Linked DNA regions of Mus musculus: region 2 is linked to region 1. A link is a contact called in ENCODE Hi-C or POLR2A ChIA-PET data. All regions are on one chromosome and are shown on one strand. The core of a region is the stretch at or near the end of the contact, and the rest is flanking DNA. Distances in the headings are between cores, read along the strand shown. Region 1 holds the start of Sdha (succinate dehydrogenase complex, subunit A, flavoprotein (Fp)). Region 2 holds the start of Erap1 (endoplasmic reticulum aminopeptidase 1).

Region 1 (5,378 bases), core at 1,926-4,425:
GGTGTTTACTTAATTTAAATGTGAGGATTTCTAGCCTGTAGTTCCCCCACCCTTGGGCAAGCTTGCCCAAATACTGACTTTAAATATACTAAACATATATCCTAACTGGCTTTCTTTCAGGTCAGTTTTTCTGTAGGTCCCAAGGAAGGCAATTAAGGCAAAGAAGTCCCCTTAGAACAGTAAGCAATGGGAGAAAGCTAAAGCTTATTAAAACCTAACCTACACCAAATGCTTCTGCATTATTTAATCCTCACAATGTATTGAGGCAGGATAAGCTACCTTCTAGGAATAGGTAAACTGAGGATCAGAAAGGCTAACTCTGTCACAGAGCCACTGTATAGGATAAAACCGCACTGTACTGGCCAAATCCTAAAGACAGCAACCCGGGTACTCCTGGCATAATTTTGAACCAGAAAACCATAACTTACGAAATGCTGCCAATCCGAGCATTGGCACCAATAGGGCATAATTCCACTTGCTTCCATCACCCCCATCAGCCCTGGCATTGGGCCTGATATTCCAATTTGGGGGGTCGTTTAAGTTATTCATGGAGCTATACCTTGAAGAAAATGAAAAAAGATATTAACTATATAAAAGAAAGAGCATGGCTATTATGGTTATATCATCTATATACATTATTTTAGTCAAGAAAATAATTTTCAGCTGTATGTGCTGCACAGCATGGCATCCTATGTGATTTCAAGAAGTCACAGTGTTGTGTGGGAGGGAGGCATGTCTCAAGTGAAGTACAAGTAGAATGTAGTGATTTTTCCCTTCATGTTTAGATGTGTGGTTGTTGTAATGATTATTATCTTGTGTGTCAACATGACCAAAAAAAGGCATCTCAGCATGCCCAGCTAATTGGTTAGACATCATTCGAGGAGTGCCTGAGAAGTGTTTCTGTATGATGGTAAGCATTTGGGTGCCTATACTGATTATTTATAATAAATCAAATGTCATTTTACTGCACACATACCATCACAAACCCTAAAAAAATTACAGTTGACAATGAGCTACACATAAAGCAGTTCCACGTTAATATTGCTTAATGTCAGAGCAGGCTCAACTCACTCTTGGATTTACATAAAATTGGAATCCCCTATCAATACATTTGTCAGAATCTGTCTCCACTGTTAACTAAGTGATGCATGACTGTACATGTTTCTTATTGGTTGTCTCTGTAAGACTTTAATACAGTTGTACAGAGATAACAATAAAACAATAAAAGTGAATCCACAATAGACATTTGCTTTATATGACCTGGGGTTTGAAGAATGAGCAGTTTTCTACAGACAAAAATCAAAGAAAATCTTTTTACATGAGGATCATGATCAGGATTACAAAAATCCCTTGCTTCATATTAGGGTATAACTCACAAACTAGGCTGGATACCAATATTAATATAAATTTACTAGTTTACAAACTACCCATATTAGCCAGGCATGTTAGTGCATGCTTTTAATCTCAGAATTCAAGTTGGCAGAGGCAGGCTGATCTCTTTGAGTTTGAAGATAGTCTAGTCTACATAGTGGAGAGCCAGGTCTATACAGAGAGTCTCTGTCTCAAATAAATAAAAATAAAATAAAAAGTACCCATATTCGATGGGTGTTCTCATACTGTAAAGTCATAAAAACATTCAGCTTGCTTATATGTACAAATACAATAAACACAAAATAGTTAACCAAGATCCATGTAAGAAATACGTAATTCAACCCAAATTTTGAAAGTTTTAGTGTTTTTAACAAACCTTGTTTAACATGTTAAGATGCACAATAATGAACAATAAATATATAACCATAATACATGGCTCAGAATGTAACGGTTTATAGGAACTATAGAATTAATACGTATGACGTATGGTAGATGCCTAATTTAGAAATATGTATGTGTATATACATATATATATATGTATGTATGCACACACACACATACACACACTAAAAGCAGGCAACTTTCAAAAACCTCCTACTATGTATAGCCATCCATCAGATATCTGATGGGGAGCCCCATCTCATACCAAAAGCCTTGAAGATAGCCAAGGCTCCCATATACAATGCTGTATTTGAATATAATCTGCTCAATACTTTATCTCTAAGTCACCGATACCTAATAAGGTATAAAGGCACTTAAGTAGTTCATCTGTTTTATTTTCCCCCTTGTTAAAAAAAAAGTCTGTACATACTCCGAACAGACACATTTTCCCCAAATATATTTTATCTGCAGTTGGTTGAACCCACCAACGCAGAACCCTTGTAGGGTAAGCTGTCATATTTATTTCCTCTGCACCAACAACATCCATTTTGGGGTTATAAAGTTCAAGGAAATAATTCAAAATATAAAGTGTTGTGCATGAATATATTCCATATTTCCTTATTTATTAATAAAAAAACAAAGAAATAAAATGGGAACGGTTCATTGTAAACTTAAACAATTCAAAATAATGGTCATAAAGATTGTGCACCAAGAGGAAAACCTTAATCTAATATTAACTGAAAATTCAGGAAACAATTACGATTATTGGTTTACTTTTTATGCTATTTAATTCCACCGAACATTTCAGCTATACTCACTAGAAAAATAGAAAAACTATCTGAAAGTGATCAAATGAGAGCGCGTTTGCAATATGGGATGCTAGCCACGATCTAAGCAGCTTTCAGGATGACAACAGGCCGGGCCTCCAGCTTCCCAGCTGCTGTAACGAAGACGAAAGCTTTGGATATAGTTTCTAGTTCAGTATCCTGGCTTTTACGTAGCCCAGTGCAGCTAGCTGCTCCTTGTCCAGCCACCAAGACATCATTCCTACCTACTCTAGAAGTCCAGGGCAGTATGTACCCCCCCCCCCCCCCATTAGTTGAGATTCAAGCGCCCAACAAAACGGGCTCTTATGGAGCTTGCGATCTCCGCCCCAGGACCCTACTTCCATCTCTCCAGATCATCCGACCCTCTCTGTTTTGGCAAACAAGAACCACCCGAGAAGCACTTTAAAGACATTGGCACCTCACTTACCCCTGGAGCAGAGCCCATCAGCGTTGCTGCCACCCTACCTCAGACGTGTTGCCACCGCCGCGTTTACAGGGCGCAGGCGCACCACCACTCACGCGAGCCAGGAGGGGCGTGTTGCGCAGGCGCAGAATCTTCCAAGCCCGACACCCGCGCGACTCGGTGCGCAAGCGCAGTCTGTCGCTGGGGCTTGCGGGAAGGCAGACATGGCCGGGGTTGGCGCAGTTTCGAGGCTTCTTCGCGGGCGGCGCTTGGCGTTAACTGGGGCGGTGAGTTAGTGCCACGAAATGGCAGGCGCTAGGAGTGCGCCACGATTCCACCCGAGTTGGCCTGAGTCTGGGAAGGTGCAGTGGGCCGAAGCCGACTGCTTTCCGGCGAAGGTCACGACCCCGAGGTCGCGGGCGTGGAGTCTGGCCTTCCCCGTCTTGGTCTAGCGAAGTTCTCCAAGGTTAAAGGGAGGGACCGGCCTGTTGCATTCTGGATGCGGACGGGTCTGCGAGTAATCCGTTGGTAGTCTGGGTGTCGACACTAAGACTTATAAGTGATGAGCTTACAGGTTTTGTGTAGTGGCCTTAGCTACTGTTTTTAAATATCAAAGAGATATTTGAAGATACCAGGTGAGACTTCTGCACCGTGTTCATCCAGTCTTGCGACTTCTTTTTGCATTTGAAGAGGTACACAGTGACTCAGGGTTGCAGGGGTCTGATGTTGGCCTCCCAGATTGTCAGATCTTGTCTCAGTGCACTCTTTGCCGGTCACCTGTTATTCGTCACACTCCTAGGGTTTTATTAACGTAAACTAAATTTGACAGGTTGGGTTCTTTAAAGTTCTGTCTCACCTACCTACTTAACAATTTAATTACAAAGTAAAGGCCCTAAGACATTGAACAGTATCGACTTGCATTGTGCATCAAATTATGGCTGCAGTTGTCTATTTTCTGAAATAGATATTAAAATGCATGTTCAATGAAATGTTCAAGGGTTAGTTGGCAGCTATTCTTGCAAGGCCAGAAGGCATTTTCAAACCTTGATAATTTCTGTGATTTGTATTTGCTGCCACAAACTCCTACTTCCACCTCTATCCCTTGGGCTCTGCAAGAAGGGTTTTAAGTCCTGATCATTGAAGCCCTTTACAGGAGATAATAAGTCAGCCACCTATAATTGTAGCAGAATTCTTTTGTAGCAGAAATAGGTGAGCCCACCCCATGCCCAGGATTCACTCCACACACTCAAGGAAAAAAAAAAAAAATAATGATAGTCTGAGCCCAGCTCTGGCTAATGCCCAAAAGGAACAGTCAAGGATAGAAGATTTTTATTAACTTGTATACACCTTAGGTTTATGCTTACCACATATGTTGGCATCCTTAAATTCCTTTCCTATTCCAGATCCAGTTTATGCTTTGACCAGTTTAGACAGAGACAGGAGACTGCAAGTCTGGCCACTTAGGCAGGTGGGAGATTTGCACAGCAAAGGTATTTTTCATTGCCTGAATTGTTTTTAAGTGCATCTTTATTGTTCCTGCCTATGGGCATCTCGTCCAGCTGTCAGAATTAGGCTTTGTTAAGAAGAGAAGTGGAGCTTTATGGAATACCATATTTAAAGTTTATTGTCACCCGGGACTGCCTTCTAGAGGAATGGTCTTTGAAAGAGAAATGGGCTTACTAGTTGTAATTCGGTTTGTCTCCTTTGTTAAGGGAAAGAGTCTAATGGCTGCTCAATCCTGCTGAAGAAACATTTACATCCTAGAATCCTTAATTTTACTTATGTCCAACAGGCCTGGTGTCTTAGTCAGGGTTTCTATTCCTGCACAAACATCATGACCAAGAAGCAAGTTGGGGAGGAAAGGGTTTATTCAGCTTACACTTCCATACTGCTGTTCATCACCAAAGGAAGTCAGGATAGGAACTCAAGCAGGTCAAAAAGCAGGAGCCGATGCAGAGACCATGGAGAGATGTTCTTTACTGGCTTGCTTCCACTGGCTTTCTCAGCCTGCTTTCTTATAGAACCCAAGACTGCCAGCCCAGAGATGGCACCACCCACAAGGGGCCTTTCCCCCTTGATCACTAATTGAGGAAATGCCTTACAGTTGGATCTCATGGAGGCATTTCCTCAACTGAAGCTCCTTTCTCTGTGATAACTCCAGCCGTGTCAAGTTGACACAAAACTAGCCAGTACACCTGGTTACTATAGTCATATCTTTGAGGTATTTTTGAAGGCAACACTTCCTTAGCTAAATACTATTTTGTGTGACTTAATGTCTCCTAAGCAAGCCTTTTAATAAATCCTTTATAAAATCAATCCTTTTGCTTCATTTCTTGTACATCAGTGTCCTCGTCCTAGGCTGGTGCTCAGTGATTCCTCTGGAGACTAAGACCTAG
Region 2 (6,011 bases), core at 198-2,697, 290 kb before region 1:
AGTCTGCTGCCATTTTAGAAATCTTATTTAAGCTGTATGTGGAGATTCTGACTCCTCATGGTCCTCAGGGAAGTTAAAGGTAATTGTTTGGATGATTTCCCACTTGTATTAGGACTGAATGTAAAACAATCTCAGCAACACATAAGCTTTCAAACAGCCCCCAGGATAATCCAACTTCTGTTAACATGCACTGAAAATGGCTCGTCACTTCTAACAAAGTATTTCAATGCAGAATTAAAACTATGTAAATATACTAGAATTTTCCTCTTGGGGCCACCTTAAAAAGCTGCTGATTCAAGGTACATTTCCAAATCTGATCAGGAAAGGGGTGGAGGGGGCTGGTGAGATGGCTCAGTGGGTAAGAGCACCAGACTGCTCTTCTGAAGGTCCGGAGTTCAAATCCCAGCAACCACATGGTGGCTCACAACCATCCGTAACAAGATCTGATGCCCTCTTCTGGTGTGTCTGAAGACAGCTACAGTGTACTTACATATAATAAATAAATCTAAAAAAAAAAAAAAAAAAAAAAAAAAAAAAACCTATGGCAGGAAAGGGGTGGAGGTGGGAGCTTTGACAACTGTGGCCAATTTTAAAAAGGTTTTAAATTATTGACCATATATGGAGCTGACAGGAATTCTGGCTTTCTAAAGAAAACACAGTTTGTCTTTCCAAACCCGGGTTACCCAAAGAACCATCAATAAAAGTTTAAACAAAGTGTGTTCTCTTGGTCCTTCCCTTCCTCTTAGGAAATTAACCATTCTAGCAACATAACAGAAAAGGCACTCATTTTGCTCAAACAAGTTCAAATAAAGCTTTCTCTATAATGGCCTCATGTAGCCTTGGGGGGCGGGATCCAGATAGTGATCAGGAGCGGGAGGGGGAGGGAGAGGGGAGCGGGAGAGGGAGGGGGAGAGGGACCGAGTTGGGAGTGGGGCCCGGTTTGCAGGGAGTACAGGCGGAAGAGAGGGAGCCTTCCGGACACTCTGTGCCCTCCCCAGCGCTTCTTCGCTTTCTCTGGGAATACTCTCAAGGTGTTCTCCACAGGCCGCTCCCTAGGTCCGCCCAGTCCTCCCTGGTCGCCATTAGGCTTTAGTGGGATGGACCGCTGGCCAGTCTCCAGCAGCTAGGCGGCTCGTGGTCAGCTCCTGCCAGTGACTCACTCGAGCCAGCGAGTACGCCGGCCCGGCAGCCTCGGCTTTCTCCGGGCCGGGCCGGCCAGCAGCGCCCTGCCGGGGCTTCACGCTCCTCGGCGTGCTCAGACTCCTGCTCCCGATCCTCCGCGCCCGTCCTGCGCACTTGAGCCCGGGCCTCCACCGGGGTCGGTTAGCCAGAGCCCACCCTCAGCTGCCCACAGCCCTGTACCGTGCGGGCCCAGTCCTCCACCGGGCCAGGCCGAGACTCCTCACCTTCATCACAGCCGCCAGTCTGGCCGCCCGGGACCGAAAGTGAAAGTGAAGGTGGACCGGCAGGGCACGTGGGGCTGAGGGTGAAGTGAACCTGCTAAGGCGCTAAAAGAGAGCAAGCCTAAGGGATCTAGCCAGGGCTTCGGGAACTCAAAGTTAGGGACCCTGATAGGGAATGCATTCTCCAGGACTGGCAGAGCACCAGGCAGGGAGGCGCACCCATCAAAACGTGGACTTTTTTCTCCTCCACATCTCGTGGTGTATTTGTTTTGTTTGCTAACTTCACTAACGGAAGAAATGCAGCAATGTGCAAAGGTAGTGCTCAAAATGGCATTGGCCTGCCAACTTGGAAGGACACCTATTGGATGCAGATGTTTTCATCTGAGAGCCCTGCCCCACCCCCAAAAGATTCAACCTGGGAAGTCAAATTCTGAGTGCTCTGGGGATTTTCTGTTCAGTGTAGGTACCTTATATGCTGGGGGGGGGGGGGGGGAGATTAGAGGTGGCCCCCAGAACTTCCCTACCCCTAATAAGGAAAAGACACTACACTACAGAGGATTGCTATTTATTTATTTATTTTTGGTTTTTCAACACAGGATTTCTCTGTGCAGCCCTAGCTGTCTTGAAACAGCCCTAGCTGTAGATCAGTCTGACCTCGTACTTGCCGATCCGCCTGGAGAGCCGGGATCAAAGGCGTGTGCTACCGCTGCCAGGCAAGGTTAGATGGCTTAGTGGTTAAGAACCCGCTGCTCTTTCAGAGTTCATTTGTTCAATTCCCAAGAAACTATAGGGTGGCTCACGACCATCTAGAAAGGAATCTGATGCCCTCTTCTGGCAGGTAGGTGAACATGCAGCACTCCTACATTTAAATAAATAAATTTAAAGCCAGTTTTACACAGAAGTAATCAAACACACATTCTAGTTCCTGTCCAAATATTATCCTGGCTGTTCCCCAGTTTGCTTAGGCCTAGTTCTCAGTGTCCTGCCCTTTGAGAACTTGGCATCCAAGCCTCTGAGCATTATTTCTCAACACTGTTTTCAATGCTTGTTTTTGCAAAAACTATGTACCACCAGGGACATTTTTTTTTCTTACAAAGGAAAACATTTAATTGGGGGCTGGGTTACAGTTTCAGAGGTTTAGTCCATTATCAGCATGGTGAGAAGTATGGAATGGTGCAGGCAGACTTGTGCTGGAGGAACCAAGCGTTATATTTGATCCGAATGTAGCCAGAAGAATACTCAGATTCTACACTGTTCAGAGCTTGAGCATTGGTTAGCTCAAAGCCCAACTCCACAGTGATGGACTTCCTCTAACAAGGCCACACCTCTTCATAGTGCCACTCCCTATGGGCCAAGCATAGAAACACATCAGTCTATGAGGGCTAAACTTATTCAAACTAGCACATTTATGCACAACATAAACTAGGCCTGATTAAGGTGGATAATATAATATCCTTTCTCCCACCCCAAGAGATAAAGCATCATATATAGTCCAGCCTGGACTGAATTCATGGGCTACCTACTTCAGCCTTCAGAGTAGTTGGTACTGTGGTATATACCAACCACTACATCCTGAAATCTTTGTGTCCTTGTGGCCTACCAACAACTAAACTACTAAAATACATAGTGCATCTATGGAACAGTACTAAAAATAAAACCCAGCTCCCTGTAATTTTCAGTCACCTTTTAAGAAACTGAGCCAAGCAATCCTAAAAATCGCATTCTTAGCAGCTACTTGTGGCATATGTCTTTTGGGTAGCATATGCCTCTAATCTCAGCCTGGAGGGGAGGAAAACCACCATGAATTCTAGTCTCAAAACAAAACAAAATACTTGAGCAGCAATAAAGCTCTGAGCTTGAATAACATCAGCTGATGGTATGTGGTAGACAACAGGTCCTTACTAGTCCTTTAATGTGATTTGCTGCACATCCCTGTGATGATGGCTGGTAGGGGAGGGCCTAGAAGATCAGCCAAATTCCAAAAGGGGCTAAATCTTAAAGAAGATGCAAATGGGAACTACAGAAATAGCTCAGAGATTAAGAGTACTGACTGCGTCTCTAAAGGACTCCAGTTCAACTCTTAGCATCCACATGGCAGCTCACAGGGAGACTCAAAAAAAAAACTGTGGCCAGGAGGTGTTGGTGCACACCTTTAATCCCAGCACTTGGGAGGCAGAGGCAGGTAGATCTCTGAGTTTGAGACCAGCCTGGTCTGTAGAGCCAGCGAGTTCTAGGACTGCCAAGGCTACACACAGAGAATCCCTGCCTCAAAAGACCAAAAACAACAACAACAACAACTGATTTGACTGTGCGATGGTGGCTCATGCCTTTAATGCTAGCACACAACAAGCAGAGAAAAGCAAGTCTCCATGAGTCCCAAACCAGCCTGGTCTACATAGAGAGTGTTCCAGGATAGCCTAGGCTACATACTATTCAGCCCCACAATATTTCTAATTATTTACTTCTTTAATGTTTATGCAGCTGAGACTGAACCTGGAATCTTGTGTGTGCTAAGCCCACACTTTACTACTTCCTACATTGCAGCTGTCCATCATTTATATCAGTGCCTGAGACTCCCAATTTGGGGGTCCTCTACAAACATCTGTAGATACGGCAAGTAGTTCCATTTCTAGATATAAAACAAAGACCTAGATTCTTTAGCCACACCTCCTACTTCTTGTTAAAGCCTGACTCTGTCAATCTGACTTTCTATCCTGTTGTTTTAGATTAGAAGCCTATGACAATTGAGAATGTGAATTGACCTACAGTATGGTTCCAGCTAGGTGTACTCCTGGAATTTTCTCTAGCATCTTCAAGTTTCGACTATTTTAAAGCACATGGGTTTTTTTTTGGGGGGGGGGTTGTTTGTTTGTTTGTTTTTTGGGGTTTTTTTATTTTTTGTTTGTTTTTTGTTGTTGTTTTTAAGATTTATTTATTTATTGAACATTTTAAATAGGATATTTTATTTATTTTTATTTCATATGTTATTCCCTTTCCCATTTCTCTGCAAACCCCTTATCACATCTTCCTTTACTCTGCTTCTATGAGGGTGCTCCCCCACCCACCCTCACCACCCTAGCTTTCCTCTACACTGGGGCATCAAGCCTTCACAGGACCAAGGGCCTCTCCTCCCACTGATGCCAGATAAGACCCCTTCAGCTCCTTCAGTCCTTCCCCTAATTCCTCCACTGAGGTTCCTGTGCTCAGTCGATGGTTAACTACTAGCATCCGCATCTGTATCGGTCAGGATCTGACAGCCTCTCAGGAGACAGCTGTATCAGGTTCCTGTTAGCAAGCACTTCTTATCATCCACAATAGTGTCTGGGTTTGGAGTGTGCATGAAGGATGGATTCCCCAGGCTGGATGGCCTTTCCTTTAGTCTCTGTCCACTGTTTGTCCTTGTATTTCCTTTAAACAGGAGCAATTCTGGGTTAAAATTTTAGAGATGGGTGGGTGGCCCTATCCCTCAACCAGGGGGGTCATGCCTAAACTTTGGATATGGTCTCAACAGGTTCTCCCTCCCCTTTGTGGGGTATTTCAGCTAATGTCATCACCTTGGGGTCCTAGGAGGCTCTTGCTTTCCTGGCATCTGGGACTTTCTGGTTGCTACCCCCAGCTCCCCAGCTCCCATTGCTACACACCTCTCTTCAATTTCCTGACCCTCTGTACATCTCCTGTATTTCCTGCCATACCTGATTCTTCCCCTATTTTCCCCTCCCTCTCCTCTCTTCCTGCCAAGACCCTCCCACCCTCTACTTCCCTTGATTATTTTGTTTCCCCTTCAAAGTAGAACTAAGCATCCACTCTTTGGTCTTCCTTCTTCTTCAGCTTCATGTGGTCTGTGAGTTGTATCATGGGTCATCTTTGTATATTTTTCCTTTGATGAATATGAAATGTCCTTCTGTCTTAGTCAGGTTTTCTATTCCTGCACAAACATCATGACCAAAATGCAGTTGGGGAGGAAAGGGTTTATTCAGCTTACACTTCCATACTGCTGTTCATCACCAAAGGAAGTCAGGACTAGAACTCAAGCAGGTCAGGAAGCAGGAGCTGATGCAGAGCCATGGAGGGATGTTAACTTACTGGCTTGCCTCCCCTGGCTTGCTCAGCCTGCTCTCTTATAGAACCAAGACTACCAGCCCAGAGATTGCACCACCCACAAGGGGACCTCCCCCCTTGATCACTAATTGAGAAAATGCCTTACAGATGAATCTTGTGGAGGCATTTCCCCAACTAAAGCTCCTTTCTCTGTGATAACTCAAGCCTATGTCAAGTTGACACAAAACTAGCCAGTACAATTGATCCCTTGTCAACTTGTCATATAAACACATCACTAGTAAGCCTCAACCCTTATTATCTTATTCATCCCCAAGATCTAAATAACTTTAAAAGTCTTTGCAAATTCTTAAAATTTCAATCCCTTTAAAATATCCAATCTCTTTTAAAATCCAAAGTCTTTTTATAATTAAAGGTCTCTTAACTGTGGACTCCACTAAAATACTTCCTTCAAGAGGGAAAAAATATCAGGGCACAGTAACAATCAAAAGCAAAATCAAACTCTAACTGTCAAATGTCTGGGATCCACTCACCATCTTCTGGATTCCTCCA

Evidence for each region. A loop is a pair of places that touch in the nucleus more often than their neighbours do. ChIA-PET counts read pairs that join two places held with the same protein, here RNA polymerase II (POLR2A).
Region 2: a loop to region 1 is called in a map of v-Abl transformed pro-B cells, with 2.4 times the contacts of the local background. The contact joins the promoter of Erap1 here to the promoter of Sdha in region 1. A Hi-C loop is called at or near these places in 1 of 37 maps with a recorded cell type or tissue (v-Abl transformed pro-B cells). POLR2A ChIA-PET finds 5 or more read pairs at or near these places in 1 of 5 experiments (Patski).

What each region holds. Positions count from the first base shown.
Region 1 is chr13:74,348,037-74,353,414 of GRCm38, reverse strand. It overlaps Sdha (succinate dehydrogenase complex, subunit A, flavoprotein (Fp)), which reads left to right and starts at 3,175. Exons shown (of 15, transcript NM_023281.1): 1 at 3,175-3,269. The coding sequence starts at 3,207. Ccdc127 (coiled-coil domain containing 127) reads right to left here and starts at 3,098. Exons shown (of 3, transcript NM_001168659.1): 1 at 3,007-3,098; 2 at 429-559. The coding sequence starts at 549.
Region 2 is chr13:74,635,289-74,641,299 of GRCm38, reverse strand. Erap1 (endoplasmic reticulum aminopeptidase 1) reads right to left here and starts at 1,447. Exons shown (of 19, transcript NM_030711.5): 1 at 1,407-1,447.